2 separate regions of the Homo sapiens genome follow, and region 2 is linked to region 1. The links are chromatin loops, found by intact Hi-C in ENCODE. Cell type or tissue: dorsolateral prefrontal cortex. All regions are shown on one strand. Each heading gives the region's core, and the rest is flanking DNA. Links, peaks and the distances in the headings are about the cores only.

The links. Peaks named below come from ENCODE experiments on the same cell type or tissue, not always from the same donor. Only the 100,000 strongest peaks of a DNase experiment are listed, where the experiment ranks them.
Region 2: a loop joins it to region 1, with 2.6 times the contacts of the local background. A loop is called at or near these places in 1 of 110 quality-filtered maps.

The regions. Positions count from the first base shown.
Region 1 is chr22:27,639,347-27,646,211 of GRCh38, reverse strand. No RefSeq gene overlaps it. Among named protein-coding and RNA genes, the nearest start is that of CPMER, 72 kb to the left of the region's middle. RefSeq lists enhancers at 3,291-4,224, 6,477-6,865. In dorsolateral prefrontal cortex, for the core only: no CTCF peak of the experiment used is centred there; a DNase peak (open chromatin) is centred at 3,851; H3K27ac peaks cover 2,676 bases.
Region 2 is chr22:27,578,418-27,585,282 of GRCh38, reverse strand. No RefSeq gene overlaps it. Among named protein-coding and RNA genes, the nearest start is that of CPMER, 130 kb to the left of the region's middle. In dorsolateral prefrontal cortex, for the core only: no CTCF peak of the experiment used is centred there; a DNase peak (open chromatin) is centred at 3,422; H3K4me3 peaks cover 484 bases; H3K27ac peaks cover 1,333 bases.

The DNA.
Region 1 (6,865 bases), core at 1,866-6,865:
CCCTGGCCATCTACACCCTCACACCTTCTTCTCCACCTCCTTCTCCACCTACTTCACCTGGCCCTGGTGGGAGCTGGAAGGGTTGCCTCATCTAGGCTGAGCCCTCTGGAGTAATTTACGGGCCTGCAGTCCCATCCTCCCTAGTTTCTCCCAGCTGGGAGGCTCTCATCTGCCTGCCAACCCCCAACACCTCTGTGTTTCATGCCCATTGAGATTTAGGGTTCCACCATTTTCCTGAAGGCAAATCGGGCCGAGGGGAATTTTAATGCAGCTTTATCAGCTACATCATGCTCACTTTACTTGGCAGGGAAATTGCCGGTGGGGGGTTGGACAAATGCTTGGAACAGGCGATAAACTCCCAACATCTGTATTCCCTGCAAGAAGGGGCTGTGGGCCCTGAAGACCCTAGGGAGGCCTTGAGTTCAGATGGCTTGAAACTCCCTATCATCCACATCTAAACCTTCCAAAGGATCCAGAACTTCTCCAGGTAGGAAACTCATTCATTCATTCAGTCATTCATATGTGTAACTCATTCATTCATTCATTCGTGTGTTCCTTCAACGAGTATTTAACCAGTGCCTGCCCTAGGCCAAGCCCTGGGGGTCTAGTTATGAAAAGAACGTGAATCCTGCCCTCTTGGACCTCACATTCCTATGGGCAACAGGATTCCCTTGTCTCAGGAAGCCCAGGAGGCTGTGAGAGCCCGAAGAAGCAGCTGGCCCCACCCGGGAAGTCCCAGAAGGCTTCCTGGTGTTGGTGGTGATGATGGTGGTTGTGGGGCATATAAGTGAGCAACTGAAGGACAAAAAGGAGCATCTAAGTCCAGGAAGGCTTCCTGGTGGTGGTGGTGATGGTGGTGGTAGAGAATATAAGCTGAGTGACTGAAGGACAAGAAAGAACACCCAAGGCTTTGGACGATGGTAAGAACTGTGTTCTAAGGTGGTGGGGAGTCATTAAGGAAGTGGAATGGAAGTCAGCTGTGAGGAGGGAGGGGTCAGAGTGGACACAGGGAGGTAAGCGAGGAGGCCGCTGCCCTGTCCAGGAGACAAGAGAGGACTGGGGATGGAGCGAAGTGGACACACCTGGAAAATTTATGGGGTGGTATCCGTGGGACCTGGACCAGGGCAGAGGGTTTGTGGCTTGGTGGGTGTCAGTAGGGTGGGGGTCCTGGACCTCAGACCATCAGGGGACGGTAAAGAACATTTGTGCTGGGCGCGCTCTCGCTGCATTTGTTTTTCTTTGGCTACCCTGACTCAGAGTTGAAAAATCTCTTGTATATCAGCTAGGCGGCCTTGGCGTGCCCTGGGGTGGACCCCAGCTCCTGTCTTCTTTCCCAGTGAGATGGGAATGAGGGTTACCCTTGCAGCAAAAGCCCCACCCTCCCACTCCAGGCAGGGGGCTGGGGGCATGGGAGTCCACGACCTGGGGTGGGGCAGCGGAGCCCTTGGGGGCAGAGGTGAGGGAGGGGTGACCTTTCTACTATCTCTCAGTCCAGCCCTCTGGTTTGATCTGGGGCCCTCTGTGTGTTCTTTTGTATAAGGAAGACCTTGAGTTTCTCTCTGCAATGCTCACTCCCTCCTTCCCGCCCTACTTCCGTCCATCCACTCAGTCCTTATTTACGGAGGGCTCACTATGTTACAGGCACAGTTTTAGGCACTGGGGATACAGCACAGGATGAATCAGGCAAAAATCCCAGCCCTGACCTCATGGAGCTTACACCAGAGCAGAAGGATGACGAAGGATAAACAGAGTAGGCTAAAATATATAATATGCCAGAATAACAATAAAAATAAGGCAGAGGCAGCAAAAGAGAGCAGTGGGGTAGTCAGTGCCCTACTGAACTGAGATCCTGAATTACTTCATACCATTTCCACGCCTGGCCTGTACTTTACGGATACACTACCTACGCGTGTATCCATAAAAGGTATACTGTGCGGCTTGGCAGGTTTTAAAACTTTCTATAAATGCAAGCATCCCATATGCATATTCTGTGATTGCTTTTTTGGCTCGACATCCTATTTTGAGACTGATCCTTGTTGATACGTGACGCTCCAGTTGACACACTGTCACTGCGATAGACTATTCCGCAGTATGAATATGTCACTACTCATTGAGTCATCTTTCCGGTGATGGACACTTAGGTTGTTTCCAATTTTTTTTTCTCTTACCACCCAAGCTGTAGGAACTTTCTTATACCAGTCGACACCCCTGGACTCCAGTGTTTTCTAAAAGAAAAGCACCTGGCGACAGAAAGCCAATACTATCTGTCAAATTGCCCAACATGGTCTACAATGACGACGATGATGATGTTGAAAAAAAAATAGCTCCGGGGACTGAGGGCTTCTTTCATGTAGGATCATTCCAGTCACATTAGCCCACCACCTCCTTTCCATCCTCATATGATAAAAGGTAGACTCCAGGATTGTTCTCACGTAGCAGACACAGGCCCGGAGAACAGGGAGGTTAAGCAGGTTCCCTAAGGCCACTCGACTAGGAAGGGACAGCTGGAATGCCAACCTGGACACTCTGAGCGTCGCCACTGCACTGCCTGGTCCCTCTCTCTCCATAGCTCTGCTCCATCAGAGTGTTCTCATTATATCCCTTAAACACCCTCAGCATGGTCCTGCCTCTAAGCATTCACACCAGCTGTTCCCTCTGTCCAGAATGCTTTTCCAGTCTCATCTCCAAGGCTGCCTCTCAGACCCTTCCTGGATCCTTTCCTCCTTTCTTTTCTCTCTTGTTTTTTTTTTTTGAGTTAGGGTCTTGCTCTGTCTCTCAGTGTAGTGGTATGATCATAGCTCAATACAGCTTCAACCTTCCTGGGCTCAAGCGATCCTTCCATTTCAGCATCCTGAATAGCTGGGACTGCAGGCATGCACCACCATGCTCAGCTAATTTTTTGATTTTTTTGTAGAGACCAGGTTTCACCATGTTGCCCAGGCTGGTCTTCAACTCCTAGGCTCAAGTGATCCACCAGCCTCAGCCCCACAAAGTGCTGGGATTACAGGCGTCAGCCACTGTGTCCCACCTCTGGGCAGTTTCTTGATCTCATTTATGGCTATAACCTAGCCTAGCATGGCACAGACTATTGTAGATGCTCAGTAAGTGATACTTTGACAGAGTGCTTGCACCATGCCAGGCTCTGGGCTGAGTGCTTTGCAGATATAAGCTCATTTCACCTTCACAATTATCCCTTGAAGTGGGAAGATGGTTTTCATTATACACCAAGGAGGAAGAGGAGGAAGAGGATCAGGGGCTCTCAGAGGCATTAAGTAACTTGCCCAGTGCACGCAACAAGGGAAAGCAGAGGCCAGATTTGGAACCAGGTCTGCCCTGCTCCATCTCGCCACTGCCTCTCCATGTCTTCCTGGGGACTTGAGCATCACAGAACTCACATATCAGAGTTTGGTGATGACGCCTTCACTTCACAAGAGGGGAAAGTGAGGCCCAGAGAAGGACCAGGACTTGCCCAGGATCACCCAGCGAGTTGGTAGCAGATAAGGTCAAGCTCTTGTAAACTCCTGGACTTCCCAGGCCACTGTGACCCTGGCCACGCTGGCTTGGTATCCATGGCCCATCAGAATGAGGGTGACATGTGCTGCATCTCTCTCTCCACATTGGGGGCCGCTGGCCAGGGATGTGGCTGAGAAGGTAAAGCGAGAAGCCTGGATCAGAGATGTGTCTGTCACTGTGACGGGACGCTCAAGGCAGATCCATTATTCAGGTCATCAGGCTGGAGCCACCAGGCAGGCGAGGGAGGCCTGCTGCAGCCGGACGGTCAGCTGGCAGGGCCGAGGGGGGGCTGCAGGTCCCCGGGAGCTGTCACTGCTGACTGATGGATGGGGACAGCTTCCAGTCGCCGGCCATCCCCGCCACGAGCCCCGTGGCCATCTCTGCGGCCGCCCACGCTGGCCTCCCGCCCGGCGCCTTGCTTTGAACGTCCACAAGGCCTTTTGTTCTCGCAGCAGGAGCTGGGCAGGCAGCGTTGAGGGGCCCCTTTCAGAGGAAGGAGCCGCCTGCTGGGGCCTCCCCCTGCCCTCGACCCCTGCTGTGTTCCTCTAATTACCTGTGGGCAGGAGGGGCTGGCTGAGGGGTCCAGCTGAGCCCTGAGGAATCTGCTGGGGGAGGGGGTGGTGACGGTGGTGTGGCCATAGAGGCCTCAAATTCCAACCCAAAGAGATCGTCCCGATCACAAATTGGAAACTGAGTCCCGGAGAGGGCAACTGCCTTGCTTGAGGTCACACAGCGAGTTAGAAGTAGGGCTTGGTCTGGACCCAGGGGTGTTTTGACTCCCCAAGGTAAGAGGTGGGAAGAGAACTGGTGCTTAATAATTTTGAACACCTACTTGACACCTGCCATCTTATTGAATCAGGTCCTTCACTTCCCAGCTCCGGGTCCTCAGGCAGGTCAATTTCCTCTCTCAGCCCCGGTTTCTTCATCTATGCAACACACTTATTTACCAAGGACCTTTTCTATTCAAGACCATGACGAGACATAAATTAGACATGGTCTCTAGCCTCAAGGAGCCCACCAATAGAGGGAGTCTGTAGATGACTTGGCACCCGTGGTAAGTGCTGGGGTGCATGGGTGGAGATGGCTGTGGGGCCTCACAGGGGACAGGAGGGGCCCACGGAGGGCACAGTGTCTGCTGATTTTATCCAGGGAGGTGGCTTTGAAGAGCTGCAGATGATCTCCTGGCTGTGAGGAGCCACTGGAGGAGCTGAGGCAGAGGCAGGGGGTAGCCAGGAGTCTACTGGAAAGGTCCAGGCAAGAGGTGATGAGGGCTAGGTCAAGCGGCAGTCCCTGAACCTTCACACAGTCTGGACTTTGAACCAGTGGGCCTCAGACTCTTGGTGTAGCTGCTTTTTGGTGGTTCCTTAAAAAGCTAAACATAGATTTGCCGTATGACCCAGCAATACCACTCCTGGGAATATGCCCAAAGGAATTGTAAACAGATACTTGAACAGATACTTGTACACCCGTGCTTGTAGCAGCATTATTCATAGTAGGCAAGCTGTGGAAACAGCCTAGGTGTCTATCTACGGATAAATGGATAAACAAAATGTGGCATATCCATACAATGGAATCTTGTTCAGCCATATAAAGGAATGAAGTTCTGATACATGCTACAACATGAATGTACCTTGAAAACATTATGCTAAGTGAAAGAAGCCAGACACAGAAGGACAAATATTGCGTGATTCCACTCATGTGAAATATCTACAATAGGCAAATTCACAGAGACAGAAAGTGGTTAATAGGGGGCAGGGGGAGGGGGAAATAGGAGAGTTACTGCTTAATAGGTACAGAGTTTCTTTTTGGGGTGATCAAAAAGTTTTAGAAATAGACAGTTGTGGCTGGGCATGGTGGCTCATGCCTGTAATCCCAGTACTTTGGGAGGCAGAGGTGGGTGGATCACATGAGCCCAGGAGTTCGAGACCAGCCTGGGCAACATGGCAAAACCCTGTCTCTAAAAAAAATACAAAAATTATCTGGGCATGGTGGTGTGTGCCTGTAATCCCAGCTGCTTGGGAAGCTGAGGTGGGAATATCCCTGAGAGTGGGAGGCAGAGGTTGCAGTGAGCTGAGATCACGCCACTGCACTCCAGCCTGGGTGAGAGAGCGAGACCCTGTGTCAAAAAAAAAAAAAAAAAAAAAAGAGAGAGAGATGGGGTGATGGTTGTGTGACATTATGAATGTACTTAATGCCACTGAATTGTTCATTGTATAACTCATTGACATTGATTTAATACATTGCATTGAAATGGGTGAGTTGTATGCTATGAGTTTAGCTATCTCAATGAAGCTAAATTCAAAAACCAGGGCCGGGCGTTGTGACTCAAGCCTGTAGTCCCAGCACTTTGGGAGGCCAAAGCAGGAGAATCGCTTGAGCTCATGAGTTCGAGACCAGCCTGGGCAACATGGCGAAACCCCATCTCTACAAAAAATACAAAAATTAGCCAGGTGTGATGGCACACACCTGTAGTCCCAGCTACTTGGGAGGCTGAGGCAGGAGGGTTGCTTGAACCTGGGAGGTGGAGGTTGCAGTGAGCCCAGTGAGCCTGGGCGATAGAGCCCGACCTTGTCTCAAAAGAAAACAAAAACAAAAACAAAACAAAACAAAAAACCAAATGAGTGGAGTTCGTGGGTTGGAGTCCTGAGGCCCTCAGTAAAATGGGAAGAAGGGAAAGTCATCTTAGGGGAGATGAAGGCCACGGTGTGTCTGATTTTGCAAATCATGACTGGCTGCCCATGTCCCTTTGCTGTGGACATTTTCCGTTTTGGGAGATTCGAGCCCCACTCCTAGGCTGACTTGCTGTGTGCCCTTTGCTGAGTTGCACAACCTCTCTGAGTCTCAGTTGTCTCATCTATGTATCAATCTATTTGCTTCAGGCTAACCATTTGCTGGGCACAGGGTCAGACATTTGCTCTGAATCTTTCTTTCAGTCCTCACCCTATTTGAAAGGAGAACACAAGGGCCCAGGGAGGGTGGGAGCCTTGCCAGGAGCTCCTAGAGAGTGTGGCTGAGACAACCTGAGAGCTTGGCCTGGGGCTGGCCCAGGGTTTGCCTCAGTCCTCATCTCCCACTGGCCCTGAGAACTCCTTACCCAGCCCCGCTCCCCTCCCCTTTGCATCCGTTTGGAGTTGGTCACGGATTTTGTTCCTTCTGCAAATGATCTCCATGTGTCACGGATTGGGTTTCCCCTCGTCTGGCCCTGTCCCTCTTGGGACCCCAGGCCCCCCACGGGCTGATGCAGCTGGACGGGGCCTCCCCAGCAGCTCCGTGGCTCATTCTGACCCTGAGATGGGGCCCAGGCAGGATGGGGCCTGGGCATCTGGTTTAACCATCAGAGCAGGGGCTTGTT
Region 2 (6,865 bases), core at 965-5,964, 60 kb after region 1:
CCAGTGGCATCCTACCTATGCAGGAGGGAGCTCAAACTTTCCCCTTCACATTCTGGCCTTAGCCTACCTACTTGGCAGCCCCAAGTGATCTTCGCCAAAGGGCCAGGGTGCTTTCAGCTCTTCCTGCCTCCTCTGCCCTCTGGAGGTCTATGGTGGGGAGGAGGGGAGGGAAGTGTGTCATGAAGAGAGGAGACCCATCTTCTAGTTCTGCCTCTGCTACTTCCTGGGCCTCAGCATCCTCATCTGCAAACTGGGTTTATATCTGCCCTTGAAGGATGCTGTGATGAATCACAAGGTTGCTGTATTCTTGGGAGAGAGATTATTATCCCTGACCCTGCAGGATCTTTCTTGCTGTCCTTGCAGGGTCATGCATCTGGCTTCATGAAGCTTTTGCGATCACCTCTAGGATGGCCCCCACACGGCATAACAAGAGACCCTGATTTCCCACTTTATTCCCAGCCTTGGTCCTGGACCACACACTCAGCCCTCCTCGCCTCCGCCTGCTTCCATTGTTCTTTCCTTTCACCTGGTCCTTGTCTTACCTTGGAATTGACACCTAGGCATCCCTTCTTCTAAGTGCCTTTGTCTGCCCTGGATAAATTACTCTTTCCTGAACCAGTCCAGCCTAGACACTTTAGCTCAAACACATAAGGAGGAATGCTCTCTGTATGTTCACCCCAATCTCATTCATTCATTTAATCACTCAATAAATATGCATTGAGAATCTATTATACCATGAGCCAGGCGCTGTTCTAGGAAGTAGGAAACTAACAGTAAAAATACTCATCCAATTCTCATGGTATTTGTATTTTTCAATGAAGGCATAGGCAAATAGAAAAAAATTATAAATGGGACTTGGGAATTTTTCAGGCTTTGTTCAGTGTGGTCCAAGGGGTGGAGGAATGAATGGAAAGATGATTAAGCTCAATGGAAAGACAGCACATTACTCTGTACCTAAAATGGGGAATGAGCTCCCTGTCTTTGGAAGTGTGCAAGCAGATCCTAGACAACTCCTTGACAGGGCTCCTGGCATCAGTGATGGGGTTGGCCTGGGAGACTTTTAAAGCCCCTCCCAGCTCCAGGTGTCCGTGACTATGGGCTGGACGCTCTCCAGGCTCCCCTGCTATGGAATTGCCGGAAGCCTGATGGCTGTGAGCCCGTTTGCACTCAGCCTTCCTCGCTCCCAGCTCACCTCACACTGACTTCTGGCTCCTCAAACCTGTCTGGTTCTGCAGGGCACCCCTGGATCCTGGGGCTGGCTGGGAGGGGCCCTTCCCCCACTGCCTCCTCCTGGGCCCCTCCTGTTTATGAGGCTGTTGTCCAGGGTTGCTGGAGCGACGCTGGATCCACGCCCCACTCGGAGCCCACTGACTTTTGGGCTTTTTCATGGCTTTTGAACATAGCAGCTACTCCTGTCTCCTGTCTGAGTGGGTCTCTTGGATGAAAACCCATCGATGAGGGTGTTTCCAAGCACCCTGGGCTCACAAGAGCTCCTGGTTTTTCCTTCTGGCTCCAGCCGTGAGACCTTCTTCCCAGCCAGGTAGGGTGAAGTTCAAACCCAGGCTCTGTGGCTGGGCTGTATGAATTCAAATCCTGCGGGATCCTTAATCCTCCCTATGGACGTGCTTAGCTAGAGTGTCTAAACCCTCCCTGTGTCTATCTCAATGATGACAAGGCTTAGTCTCTCCTGGGGAACCTGGACAGGCTTGGGTGGTGAGGAAACCCTCTTGGGATGAGGGAACAGAGCCTAGAGCGCCCACCCCGACATTCCCACCGTAGTGGATTTCTGTTTGACTCCAGGCTGAAGGCTGGGTGTCCATGATGACCGATGGGCCTGCTTGTTTCCCGAAAATCCCTTGACATTCCCGTCATTTCTCTCCCATCTCTCACCTGACCTTAGGCCCGGAGTGGGGCTTGTGTCCAGGATGCTCTGTCCCTCCTGGACCTTGTGGAACCCAGAGTCCCTTCCACCCCCCATTGGAGGGCCAGACACCACTGGCTCAGCAGATGGGGAACCTGAATGCTACGCTACTTTATTAAACTCCACTGTTTAGCTTTCGGCAGGTCATAGCTCCTTTCTGGGCCTTGGTTTCCGGTCCAATGTTTGGGTCAGGTCAGGTCAGTGATTTTAGACTTTATCCTCCCTCTCCCGCACACCCTACTTTTTAAATTTGCAGCAACATCTTTCCTTTGAATAAAATCTTAGGTGAAACAGCGCGAACAAGAGGGGGGCAGACCAAGACACAGGTGGGGATCTAGAAAATTCTCCCTTGGAGACAAAGGCAGCATTAGGGACTGGCAAGGAAAGAGGCTGAACAGTTAAAATTTAGGATCACCTGCTGGGCCCCTTGCCCTGTCAAAACATGTCTGTCCTACGTCCCATTCTCTCGTGTTCCTGTCCTCTGTTTAGAACCAATTGTGTATAGACAGTCCCTAGGTGAACCTATACATTTTTGGCTTTAAGATGGCTCAAGGCTGGGTGTGATTGCTCATGCCTGTAATCCCAGAACTTATGGGAGGGGGAGGTGGGAGGACTGCTTGAGCCCAGGAATTTACAATCAGCCTGGGCAACATAGTGAGACCCTGTCTTTTCCAAAAAATTAAAACAAAAATTAGCCAGTCATGCTGGTCCGCACCTGTAGTCCCAGCTACTCAGGAGGTGGAGGTGGGAGGATCGCGTGAGTCCAGTAGTTTGAGGGTTCAGTGAGTTGTGACTGCACCACTGCACTCCGGCCTAGGCAATAGAGCGAGAGCCTGTCTCAATAAATAAATACATAAATAGAATAAAGATGGTTTGAAAGTGATACATATTCAGTAGAAACTGTACCTTGGATACCCATACGATCATTCTGGTTTTCACTTTCAGTACAGTGTTCAAGAAGTTACATGAGACATTCAACACTTTATTATGTAGTAGACTTTGTGTTAGATGATTTGGCCTAACTGCAGTCTAATGTAAGTGTTCTGAGCACGCTGGAGGTATCCTAGGCCAAGCTGTACTGTTTGGTAGGTTAGGTGTATTAAATGCATTTTCAACTTACAATATTTTCAATTTACCATGGGTTTATTCGGACACAGCCCCAGTGTAAGTCAAGGAGCATTTGTAATTGGTTCTACCAGGATGAATGGGTTTGTATTTTAACAGGGGTTTCCCAGAGACTTTTAGCTGGAGACGACCCTAAGAGGGAATGACAGGAGGGCTGAGGGCCTGGATGAGCTCTCGGGAGCAGGTGGACCGTTGGCGGAGACGTGAGCAGTTCCTTCCCAGCACTGAGCAGCACATTTTGTTTATACTGGGAGGCTTTCTGACTTCACAGCGAGAGTATTTTGGGAGAAACTGTCTCTCCCACATCTGGATTGGGGCAGAGACCAGCTGTTACTCCCATCTCTGTGTTCACACTGTTGTCATGTGTGGGGAAGTGCTGCCAAGTGCTGGGCGGGGACTGGAGCCTTCTGAATTCTCTCCCTCCCGCGCTCCCTCTGCCTCTTCTGGTCTTGTTGGAAGACTCTGGCTGAGGCAGTGGGACCCAGAGGGCTCAGGCCCAAGGGTCTGGGTTTGGATTCTGACTCCCACTTGCTCACTGTGGGGCCTGTGTGCATGACTTCCCCGTCCCCAAGTTCTTGTCTGTAAGATGGGAGTGACTAGTAAGACCCACCTCTTCTAGAGTAGGGAAGATGAAATGAGACCATGCACCCAGACATTCAGGGCACAGCAGTCGTGGCCACCTTTTCTTCTCCACACTGGAGGCTGTGCAGAGATGGAACCGTGAAACCTACCCAAGGGGCAGGGCCCTTCCTGGACTCTAGCCAGTGCCTTTAGTTCTGGGGCATCTTCCCCGAATACACACGCCCACTGTCTCCATGGACACACATCTATTCAGAGATGGACACAGACAGATGCATGCAGACACACTAGCACACGGGTGCACATGCCAGCCCTATACACATGGGCACATGCACACACACACCTTTGCACACATACACACACGTGAACACTCAATATGATTTAGCCGATGAGTGTATTTCAAGCAGGTCACGTTAGACAGCTCTTGCCGACTTTGAGAAAGGCAGGTGAAGTCCACATCCTCATGGAACATCTTGTCTAATGGGGGAGGCAAGCTCTCAGAGAGCCCAAAACAAACCACATAGAACAAAATCATTTAGACTGGGGAGGAGCTGTGCTGGAAATAACCTGGGGTAGGATGGTGAGGGTCATGGGGGGCACAATGGGGGCATCAAAGAGACATCTTCCCACCTCCCCCACCCCATATTGAAGCCCATATTGAAATAGTGGAGGATGAGAAGGAATCGGTTTTGGGAAGATCTGGGGGCAGAATGTTCCAGAAGAGGGACAAGGCCTTGAGGAGTGGCAGGAAGGCCGGACGGAGCAGGTGGAAATGAGGCCAGTGACAGTGGTAGTGGTAAGGCAGCACATTCAGGTTCCTGCGGTCCTGGTGCGGAGTTCAGATTCTTCCAAGTGCGACTGTGAGCTTAGAGATTGTTCTAAGACCTCCATATCCGCTATATGATGCCTACACACATGTATGCGGGACACCCTCAGGCACACACGTGTGATCTGGTCTCATTTGTGCACAACCATGTGTGGTTCCTGTTGTAACATGCATGTGGGTGAACTCTTAGGCACACACGCACTGCACACAGAGGGACACCCATGTGTGGTGCCCGCTTGGCACACACATGGCCTCACCCCTTTCCTGCTGGTGTTTCCACTTAGCAGAAGTGGCCAGGAGGTGGCAAACTGCCGACCCGCCTTGGTGCCCCCATCTGGAGCCGCCAGGGCTGAGGCCAGGGCATGACTCAGGGTTCCTGGTTGCAGAAGTCAAGGGGCAGCCTTGGCTCAGGTTTAAGGCTGATTTCAGTGAGCGGCTGCTTGCTTTATGTTGTTCTTTTGAGTGGTGGGGAGGCAAAGCCCAGAGAAGCAGGGAGGTGGAGAGAGCCACACTGGCTCCGTTTTCCATTGTTGGGCCTCAATTTCCTCATCTGCAAGCTGAGCAGGGCAATCGTGTGCCACTAAATTCTACCACGACCTGAGGATGAGGCAGTGGAATGACCTGTGATTTTGAGGTAAGCCCTGCAGTAGATTCAAGGCAGGAGAAATCAGCCTGACAAGAGGCAGTCAAGGAAGGCTTCTTGGAGGAGGAGCACTTGTGCCAGACTGCATAGCCCATTCCTGCTGAAACAGAACCCAGAACTGAGCTGCCCTTCATGGCATGTGCTTGGGAAAGCTGTGGCAGGACCTTGGGCCACTTTTGTGCTGCTGCCTGTGATGTGCACCCTGTGTGCAGTTCCACACACGGGACCCTGCAAGGTTGATAGGATTATCCCCATTTTACAGATGGCAAAGCTGAGGCTTAGGTTTTATGGCCCATGTCAAAGAGCTGGGAAGTTAAAGCCTAGGTAGGAATGCCAGATCTGCTGCCCGATTTGCAGGAGCCCGCACGGTGTCCACATCTCCTGCAGTTGCCTTCTCCTCCTTCCTCACACCCAGCCCCATCTCATTCAATCCTTAGTGCTCTGTAAGTGACAAACTGACTCCTTTCGAATGACAGTACCTGGAGCCCATTATGGGCAAAAATTAGGGTACAGGTCCCTTAGGAACGAGTTGGAGCCTCCAGTGTGTGTCAAGTTCAGCATGCATGGTTCATTAACATGCCCTTGGCGTCTCTCTGTCCCATGGTGATCCCCCTTGCATGGGCAAGGGGTGACAGTAACCCCATCTCTCTGTTTGCAGATGATGGCAGTTGGGGCTGTCTCAGCCTCTTGGACACTTATGTCCTCCAGTGGGGTCAAGGGAGGGAGCATCGAAGATGAGGGTAACTGTCGGCTCCTGCTCTTGTGTTTTACATGGATGGGTCTCCAATCTCCTTCACAGCTGCCTGGGTGTGAAGATGCTCTGACTGTTCCCGGGGATGGGGAGTCCCTGTGGGGACAGCCTGAATACTCGAATCAGACAGACTCAGGCTCACATTTGCCCTTTGCCTTGTCCTAGAGCTTCATCTCATCTCCAAGACCTCTCAGCTATAAAACAGCCCTTGTATCACTGAAGCCTCACCAGGCAGGGATTCTCCTGGCTTGTTTACTCTGGAATCTTCTGTGTCTTGAATCAAGTAAATGCTCAATAGCCATCTGTTGGAATTGTGAACTACAGAGCCGTTTGTGTGAACTACAGAGCTATTAAATGAGATAAAATGTGGTTAGGGCCTGTTACACAATCAGTGCTTCATAAATGATCCCTGCTGTATTCATATAAAGTGCTTGGAACAGTGGCTGGAAAATAATAATAATACAATTAATAGTAATTCAGGATATGATGATTAATTTTTTAGGCTTCTGATACAAGTTCCGCAATAACAGTCACTCCTCTGGGCATCTGTTATTTGCCAGGCATCTTGTCAGGTGCTTTTCAAGACATCTTCTCATTAGACCTTCGTCGTGGCCTTGGGGGGCACCTTTTATTATCCCTATTTCACTGACTAGGAAACTAAGGCTCATAGATGCCATGACTTACCCATAATTTTATTTTTTAGTTTTTCTAGAGACAGAATCTAGCTCTGTAGTCCAGGCTGGAGTGCTGGGGTGCAATCCTAGCTCACTGCAATCTCCAACTTCTGGGCTCTAGTGATCCTCCTGCCTCAGCCTCCTGAGTAGCCGGGACTGCAGGCACACATCATCACACCTGGCTATTTTTAAAATTTTTTGTAGAGATGCAGTCTCACTATGTTGCCCAGGCTGGTCTCAAATTCCTGGCCTCAAGTTATCCTCCTGCCTTGGTCTCCCAAAGTGCTGGGATTCCAGGCATGAGCCACTGTGCCAGGTCCTTACTTATAATATCAAAACCAAGAAG